2 separate regions of the Mus musculus genome follow, and region 1 is linked to region 2. Evidence: chromatin contacts called from ENCODE POLR2A ChIA-PET data. All regions are on one chromosome and are shown on one strand. The core of a region is the stretch at or near the end of the contact, and the rest is flanking DNA. Distances in the headings are between cores, read along the strand shown. Region 1 holds the start of Tyms (thymidylate synthase). Region 2 holds the start of Hadhb (hydroxyacyl-CoA dehydrogenase trifunctional multienzyme complex subunit beta).

Region 1 (4,896 bases), core at 2,118-4,617, 82 kb after region 2:
AGGCCATCATTGGGAAGAGAGGCCCCTTGGTCTTGGAAACTTTATATGCCCCAGTACAGAGGGGAACACCAGTGTCAAGAAATTGGAGTGGGTGGGTAGGGGACCGGGGGGGGGGTGGTGGTGAAGGTATAGGGGATTTTCGGGATAGCATTTGAAATGTTAATGGAGAAAATACCTAATAAAAATTGGACAAAAAAAAAAAAAGAGTATCTTACTAACAGAAACCAAGGCCACTGGGCATCATCAGAACCCAGTACACCCACCACAGCAAGTCCTGGATACCCCAACAAACCCAAAAAGCAAGACTCAGATTTAAAAAAACATATCTCATGATGGTAGTAGAAGATTTTAAGAAGGGCATTAATGACTCACTTAAAGAAATACAGGAAAACACTACTAAACAGGTAGAAGCCCTTAAAGAGGAAACACAAAAATCCCTCAAGGAATTACAGGAGAATACTGCTAAACAAGTTAATCCCTTAGAGAGGAAACACAAAAATTCCTCAAGGAATTACAGGAGAACACTGCTAAACAGGTAGAAGTCCTTAAAGAACTACAGGCAAACATTGCTAAACAGATAGAAGAAACACAAAAATCCCTTAAAGAATTACAGGAAGACACAACCAAACAGGCGATGGAATTGAACAAAACCACCGAAGATCTAAAAATGGAAGTAGAAACAATGAAGAAAACCCAATGGGAGACAACTCTGGAGATATAAACCCTAGAAAAGAAATCAGGAACCATAGATGTGAGTATCAGCAACAGAATACAAGAGATGGAAGAGAGAATCTCAGGTGCAGAAGATTCCATAGGGAACATGGACACAACAATCAAAGAAAATGCAAAAAGATCCTAACTCAAAACATCCAGGAAATCCAGGACACAATGAGAAGACCAAACCTACGGATAATAGGAGTGGATGAGAATGAAGATTTTCAATTTAAAGGGCCAGCAAATACCTTCAACAAAGTTATAGAAGAAAACTTCCCATACCTAAAGAAAGAGATGCCCATGAACATACAAGAAAACTACAGAACTCCAAATAGACTGGACCAGAAAAGAAATTCCTCCTGACACATAATAATCAGAACAACAAATGCACTAAATAAAGACAGAATATTAAAAGCAGTAAGGGAAAAAGGTCAAGTAACATATAAAGTCAGACCTATTAAAATTACCCCAGACATCTCACCAGAGATTATGAAAGCCAGAAGATCCTGGACAGATGTTATACAGACACTAAGAGAACACAAATGCCAGTCCAGGCTACTATACCCAGCAAAACTCTCAATTACCATAGATGGTGAAACCAAAGTATTCCATGAAAAAACCAAATTCATATATTATCTTTCCACAAATCCAGACCTTCAAAGGATAATAGTGGGAAAACACCAACACAAAGATGGAAACTACACCCTAGAAAAGCAAGAAAGTCATCCTTCAACAAACCTAAAAGAAGACAGCCACAAGAACAGAATCCCAACTTTAACAACAAAAATAACAGGAAGCAACAAATATTTTTCTTTAATTTCTATTAACATCAATGGACTCAATTCCCCAATAAAAAGACATAGACTAATAGACTGGATACACAAACAGGACCCAACATTTTGCTGCTTGCAGAAAACCCACCTCGGGGACAAAGACAGACACTACCTCAGAGGGAAAGGCTGGAAAACAATTTTCCAAGCAAATGGTCCAAAGAAACAAACTGGAGTAGCCATTCTAATATCGCATAAAATTGACTTCCAACCCAAAGTTATCATAAAAGACAAGGAGGGGCACTTCATACTCATCAAAGGTAAAATCTACCAAGATGAACTCTCAATTCTGAATATCTATGCTCCAAATGCAAGGGCATCCACATTCATTAAAGAAACTTTAGTAAAGCTCAAAGCACACATTGCACCTCACACAATAATAGTGGGAGACTTCAACATCCCACTCTGGCCAATGGACAGAACTTAGAAACAGAAACTAAACAGAGACACATGGACACTAACAGAAGTTATGAAACAAATGGATTTAACAGATAGCTACAGAACATTTTATCCTAAAACAAAGAATATACCTTCTTCTCAGCACCTCATGGTCCCTCCTCCAAAATTGACCACATAATTGGTCACAAAACAGGCCTCAACAGATACAAAAATATTGAAATTATCCCATGCATCCTATCAGATCACCACAGACTAAGGCTGATCTTCAATAACAGCATAAATTACAGAAAGCCAAAGTTCACGTGGAAACTGAACAACACTCTACTCAATGATATCTTGGTTAAGGAAGAAATAAAGAAATTAAAGACTTTTTAGAGTTTAAAGAAAATGAAGCCACAACATACCCAAACATACGAGAACAATGAAAGCACTCCTAAGAGGAAAACTCAGCTCTGAGTTCCTCAAAAAGAAACTAGAGAGAGCACACACTAGCAGCCTGACAGCACACCTATAAGTTCTAGAACTAAAGGAAGCAAATTCACCCAAGAGAAGTAGATAGCAGGAAATAATCAAATTTAGGGTGGAAATCAACCAAGTGGAAACAAAAAGAACTATTCAAAGAATCAATCAAACCAGGTGCTGGTTCTTTGAGAAAATCAACAAGATAGATAAACCCTTAGCCAGGCTAACTAGAGGGCAAAGGAACAACATCCTAATTAACAAAATCTGAAATGAAAAAGGAGACATAACAACAGAACCAGCGGAAATCCAAAACATCACCAGATTGTATTACAAAAAGCTATAGTCAACACAACTGGAAAACATGGATGAAATGGACAATTTCCTAGACGGATACCAGGTTCCAAAGTTAAATCAGGATCAGATTAATGATCTTAACAGTCCCATTTCCCCTAAAAAAGTAGAAGCAGTCACTAATAGTCTCCCAAACAAAAAAAGCCCAGGACTTAGCACAGAGTTCTATCAGGCCTTCAAAAAGACTTAATTCCAATTCTCAAACTATCCCACAAAACAGAAACAGAAGGTCCTCTACCCAATTCATTCTATGAAGCCAAAATTACTGTGGTTCCCAAACTACATAAAGATCCAAGTACAAGTATCGTATAAGCCAAAGGCTCTTTTTGAGACTGGGTCTCAAGTACCTAGGCTGGCCTTGAACTTGCTATGAAGTGAAGGCTTGCCTTAAACTCCAGATCCTCTAGCCGACTCAATCTCCCAGGAGCTGGGATTTAATGGCATGCATCCCCACACCCTGATCCTATAGGCTCTTAATGCCATAATAGGGTAAATACAGATTTGAGAAAGTGGGCAGGTGTTTGCCTTGCAAGCTGTAACCACTTCTGTCACGTGGGGGCGGGGTCTGCCACGGATTCTGGCGGCCGGAAGTTTCCCAGCAGGAAGAGGCGGGCTGGTGTTGGAGGAAAAGAGCGCCAGGAAGGTCCTGGTTTTGTCGCTGACTACACTGCTGCCAGACTGCTCCGTTATGCTGGTGGTTGGCTCCGAGCTGCAGTCCGATGCTCAGCAGCTGAGCGCGGAAGCCCCACGGCATGGAGAACTCCAGTACCTGAGGCAGGTGGAGCACATTTTGCGCTGCGGCTTCAAGAAGGAGGACCGCACGGGCACTGGCACCCTGTCGGTGTTCGGCATGCAGGCACGATACAGCCTGAGAGGTAACTGGGGCTGGTCTGCATTAGCGGGAGGACGTCCGGCAGGCAAGCTGGGCACGCGGAGACGCCGGGCGAGCGTTCTTGGATAGCCCTAACCCGGGCTCTGAGGTTCTAGGAGTCCTAAACTTCCCGTGCGCGACCCAGGTGACAACTACTTCAAGTAAACCAGGTTCTGAAGGTCTGCCTTTGACCTTAGTCCCTGTTAAACCTTTTCTCCCGAATCCAGTTTCAACCAGTTGTGCGGCCCAGAGGGAGGGAGTGGGAAGAAACCTGCGGGAGCTTGTCCAAATCCTGCTCTGAGGTCTTGACTTTGCTCCTCTTCTTCCTCCCCTTATCTCCTGCTCCCCTTTGCTGCTGCTTTTAAAATTGGAGCGAAAATGGCTTGGGCGGTGCTACGGCTGCGCGGGAAAGGGGGAGACCCGGGCCTTAGGCGGGAACTGTGGGGTTTTTCCTTCCAACAGCCTTGGCTTTTATATTTTATTTTATTTTATTTTATTTTATTTTATTTTTGGTTTTTCGAGACACAGTTTCTCTGTGTAGCCCTGGCTGTCCTGGAACTCACTTTGTAGACCAGGCTGGCCTCGAACTCAGAAATCCGCCTGCCTCTGCCTCCCAAGTGCTGCAGCCTTGGCTTTTAAAGAGTAACAAGAGGCTGTTGAGGAGCAAAGGATGGAATCAACCACAGGGCCTGGAAGGGCACAGAACCTCCTAGGTGTTGGCTGAGGATGGGGGTGCTAATGGTGGCATTCAGGAAACATGAAGAGCAACCTGACACTGGAGTAGAGAGTAGCTTTGAGTGGGGATATGGCCGCTCTTAGGACATTTGCTTAGTCTCAAACATTTTCTGGAGCTGTAAACTACAGCTTCTACTGCACAGATTGGTCCAGCCTAAAGGACCTCCCAAGAATTGTGGACCCTGATGAACCACAGACCTTTTAATTCACGTCCTCTGCTTAGACTGTGGACAGGTTTTTTTTTTTTTTTTTTTTTTTTTTTAAAGTATAGTTGTGTTTTGTTTTTGTCCTTTACCTCTCTAGTGTTCATTCAGCTTTTCGATGATGTTAAAGCTGGAAGTAGTGCTCTGGTTGCAAAACCTTCACTCAGACTACACCACTAACCTGAGCATTTTCACTTTGCCTTGTGGGTTGCCTCACCTGCACCACCCCTTTGCCTCTTAAGCTGTGGACACTTGTGCATTTCCTTTGGGTACCTGCGAAGTGGAGGTCACAAAGTTCCCTGATAGCCATTCCGAGGAGTAAACAATTCTG
Region 2 (4,498 bases), core at 628-3,127:
GAAGACAAAAGAGAAAGAAGGGTAGGTGAAGAATATAAAAGCAAGATGGGGTGACTTGACAGTTACTACAACATCAAAGAACAGACTCCAAGTGCAAATCAGAGCCTCCCTCACTGCAGCTGTAGGACCCGAAGCAAGTTGCTTAACGTTTCTGTTTCTGGCCCTTTAGTAAAATGTACACAGTTTTAGAGTTGTTGAGATAATTAAATAGACACCTAAATACAGGTATGTTGCCTTTTATCTAGAAAGGTTTATTTATGTGTTTTCTATTATTAGTGGGTGAAGATATAAATATACTTAGTTCTCCTCTAAGCCTTTGCACTAACGTGCTAATTATCAAACAACAACAAAAAAACCTTTGTACTTGATAGATCTCATAATTTCACCGAGAATGCAGGAAACCAAAAAAAAAAAAAAAAAAAAAAAAGGCACTTTAAATCAAGCATTAGCAAAATATAACCCAAAACCCTCAATAAAAGTGTTTTTCTTTCACATGATTTCTTGTTTTTTGGGGTCGTTCCCCCTCCCTCCACCCCCCACCCCCCAATTTTGAAGGGCTAACTGTGAAGCCAGGGCCCATATGAACAAGATCTCTACCAGCTCTGGTTTTTACACCTTCAAAGAGTTGCAACGTGTATGTGTGTGAATGGTTCCGTTTTTGTCAGTTCCATCTCTAGTTTAGGAAAAATGATAAAAAGCTGCAGGCAACACAAAACAAGTATGTAACAGAGCACAGGGTGGGCTCACAAAACAAACTATTTTCTGTGTGGCTCTTTACAAAAAAAGGATATGAAATAGGTGTAGTGGAAGGCGTGGTATGGGAAAAGGGTTCCTTTTTTGCAATTTACTCCGAAGTGGTCATTTAGTACCAGCTTAAAGTGTTCTTGGTGGTGGAAGACTTAGTTTGACTAGAGCTTTAAAACAGGACGCTCCTTTCTTTCTAGAATCATTTTAGCCATTTCTTTCCTGTGTGGCAGAATAATCAATTAACTAGCAAGTGCCACTTCTGTTTGAATCCTGGCTTGCCACAGAGAAGGTATTATAATCTTTCTGAGCCTGTCAAGTCACCGAAAGTGCAAATGAAACGTGGGGTTTGTGCGTATTAAACAAAATGGTGCACACACCGGAAGCTGACTTTACTTTCTTTTGAAAACAATCAGTTTATTTCAGGGCTCATCTTTCCAGCACCAAAACAAACAACTCACACCCTGGCGCCCAGAAGAGCTGAACTCTCAATTAAAAGTAGACTTAGGTTCTAGACTAATTCTACCACCTGTGGCGCAGTCTCAGTCACTAGCTACGGCTACTTCACAGAAAAAAGAGTGAGGGGTGGCAGGTTTGCCCAGATGTTTGCTGGGTTAGAAAATGTCCGTGAACCCTGGATCACCAAGCAGACTGGAGGACTGTCTTGGCTGCTTTCACCCCCGAGACCCGCACTTAACGACGCGTTCTCAATCTCTACAGCCGCCAGACTGCCTAGACAGGTCAACAACAGGGGAAACGACACCGCTCTGACACAGCCCAGCGTTTCACACACACGCAATCCATTCGTAAACCTGAAGTGACAAATGCAGACAGAAGACACCGCTGCCGCGAGCTACGCGAGAACGCGACCACCGCCCGCCCTGAGGCGGTTCGCACTGGAGGCCTGGACCAGCCTGTCCCGCTCTTGGGACTTCGACCCTCACAGCAAAGGGAAGCGGCCGCGGGCATCGACGAGAAGAGTCGGGAGCAAAGTGGCACCTGCCTGTGGGGAAATCAGAAGAAAACCGAGAAGCGCGCTGCCGCACCTTAGAGTCCGCGAAAACTGCCGCTGCCAACAAGGTCAAGTCCAGACTGACAAACGTCCGCCCACGCCGAGGGGCGGCTCCCGCTCCGCAAGGACCCCCTCTCGCCCCGCCCGCCATCACCGCGGCATTTACGGGCTGCCCGCTGAACGCCTGAGCAGAAAGTCAGACACTCCGCCCTCTCCTCGGAGGTCCTTAGTCTCACCTTCAGAGAAATCATCCTTTCGGCTCGCTTAGTTGAGAGCAAGAGGTAGGGCGACAGGACGGGTGGCAACTCAGAGTCTGCGTTTTAGTAAGGCGGCACTTAGGACACCCTGCCGGACAGGCTCAGAAAAGAAAAGCCCTCGGCTCCATTGCCCCCCACTAGAAGAGCTTTCGTCCTCTTCTGCTCAAGATGGTGGCGTCCCGGGCGATTGGCAGTCTCAGTCGCTTCTCTGCCTTCAGGATCCTACGCTCCAGAGGTGAGCCTGGAGAGGGCTCGGGAGAGTCTCGGAGTGCCTTCAGGAACTGGGGCGGCGGGGAGCAGCGTTTGCCTCTCACTGTCTGCCTCCCACCCCTTTCCCGGGACCCGTGGAAATGGGGCTACTGTTCCGAGACCCTATTTCCTGTGTCCTTGTAAAGGAACTGTCACACCCTCTCTCGCCCTGCTCCGGCAGTGTCAGGCTCTCCCCTAACTTTCCTGAGTCTTTTCCACTTAGTCTGGCAGTTTGCGCAGGTCTCTGCTGTAGCCCTGAGCTCACGCCCCTCTTGTCTCCCTTAATGTTTGTCTTGGCCCTGACACCGCTAAGTTCGGAGGACTAAGTAAGACCTGTCACATTTTTGAGGCTCTACTACATGTTAGTCGCCATAAGAGATATCTATCAGCCTTCTCGGTGACATTGACTACTAGCCTTACAGATCAATGCCACTCCTTGATCTTTTCCGTCAAAACCATTTTTCCCCCCCAGAGAACTCAGCTCTCCCACTTCAGTAATCTTAGTTTGAATGTATAGAAGGTTGAAACTGGAGGTTCTCCGACTTAGGCAAAGAAATTTTGATGAGGAAAAAAATTTTTGATCACTTAGAAACTATTTCTAATCTCATTTCTGTCGATTCCCAGTCAGGCTCCAGGAACTGCATTCCTTTTCAAGCTGGCAGTGAAAGGGTTAAAGGGGTGTTGTTAGAAAACAGCCTTTTCCCAGACATCCCAAATCTGTAAGGGCAAATGTAACTTCATTGTGTATCATACTTGATACTAGTTACTTCCCAGACTTTAGTTTGTAACGTGAATTCACTTTAATTTTCCTCACAAAAAAAAAGGGATGCGTGTAGAATTTACTTCTCTTACCCTCCCCTGGCATTTAATTGATTGAATCTTTTTCTACTTTTTTAAAAACCTCCATAGATCGATTATGTGTAAATAGCCAAAATTGCTACCCACCAAAAAAAAAAAAAAAAAAAATTAAAAAAAAAAAAAAAGTGAAGTGGACTGGGTGCTAATTCACCTTTAATATTAGGTGGGTCTTTGTGTTCCTGTCTGGTCTACATAGTTCCAGGCCAGTCAGGGCTACACAGTGAGACCCTGTCTTTTAAAAAAAAGAAAAGAGCCGGGCATGGTGGCACACGCCTTTAATCCCAGCACTTGGGAGGCAGAGGCAGGTGGATTTCTAAGTTCAGGGCCAGCCTGGTCTACAGAGTGAGTTCCAGGACAGCCAGGGCTATACAGAGAAACCCTGTCTCGGAAAAACCAAAAAAGAAAGAAAGAAAGATCCATCGATCTCTATGTCTCCTGTTTGCACTTGGTTGTGTTTCCTTTTCCACATTTATAACAGTTTTAGGGGAAAAAAGGCACCTATGGTCCTGTATTTGATGTAAGGTACTTTCATGAATTGGCAGCCAGGTTAGCACTGGAGTGGTGATTGGGTCACATGTTCTCTTGTCACTAGCTAGCTGTTGACTTTGCCCTTTCATCTAAATGGGCTTTCTTTTCCCATCTGTGAAATGAATGAGAGTGATTTTTTTTCTTTGACAGGAGAAGTAGTATGATGGAGCAATTAAAAGCATTAAATACGGACTCTGTCATCTGGCTTGAATCTACAGTTTACCTTCTAGTGACCTTGGGAATTAATTTCAGTATCTTTATCATTGGTAAAATGGAGTCAATCATGTTAAATCTAAAGAAGTTATATTAGGTATAACACATAGGCATACATTCTCAATAAATGTTATTAGTTTTTTATCCCTTAGAAGCAATGACTATATATAGCTGAGAACTTGTAATCTATCCATTTTACATAGGTAATAAAAAGCTAACAGCTAAATTTTCCTATACTTCTACATAGAAACATATCTAAATATATAAGTTGTATTTTTTTTTTCATTAAGAAAATGTAGTCTAGAGCTGGAGAGAGGTTAAGAGCGCTGACTGCTCTTCCCAAGGTCCTGAGTTCAAATCCCAGCAACCACATGGTGGCTCACAACCACTCGTAATGAGATCTGATGCCCTCTTCTGGAGTGTCTGAAGACAGCTACAGTGTACTTACGTATAATAAATAAATCTTTAAAGAAAAAAAAAAAAAGAAAAGAAAATGTAGTCTATTATAGCTACAGATTATTTTAATACCAGCTTATGCACTTTGAAAAAATATGCAGGAAAGTCTATTTAAAATTAGCTGTACACCTGATTTACTATTTAGAGTCTAGACTCAGCAGGTCTGTCCTTGACCCTGAGA

What was found. ChIA-PET counts read pairs that join two places held with the same protein, here RNA polymerase II (POLR2A).
Region 1: POLR2A ChIA-PET joins it to region 2 with 10 read pairs in Patski. The contact joins the promoter of Tyms here to the promoter of Hadhb in region 2. POLR2A ChIA-PET finds 5 or more read pairs at or near these places in 2 of 5 experiments (Patski and embryonic stem cell).

The regions. Positions count from the first base shown.
Region 1 is chr5:30,072,096-30,076,991 of GRCm38, reverse strand. Tyms (thymidylate synthase) reads left to right here and starts at 3,367. Exons shown (of 7, transcript NM_021288.4): 1 at 3,367-3,631. The coding sequence starts at 3,445.
Region 2 is chr5:30,152,632-30,157,129 of GRCm38, reverse strand. Hadhb (hydroxyacyl-CoA dehydrogenase trifunctional multienzyme complex subunit beta) reads right to left here and starts at 1,877. Exons shown (of 16, transcript NM_145558.2): 1 at 1,791-1,877. It overlaps Hadha (hydroxyacyl-CoA dehydrogenase trifunctional multienzyme complex subunit alpha), which reads left to right and starts at 2,150. Exons shown (of 20, transcript NM_178878.3): 1 at 2,150-2,248. The coding sequence starts at 2,182.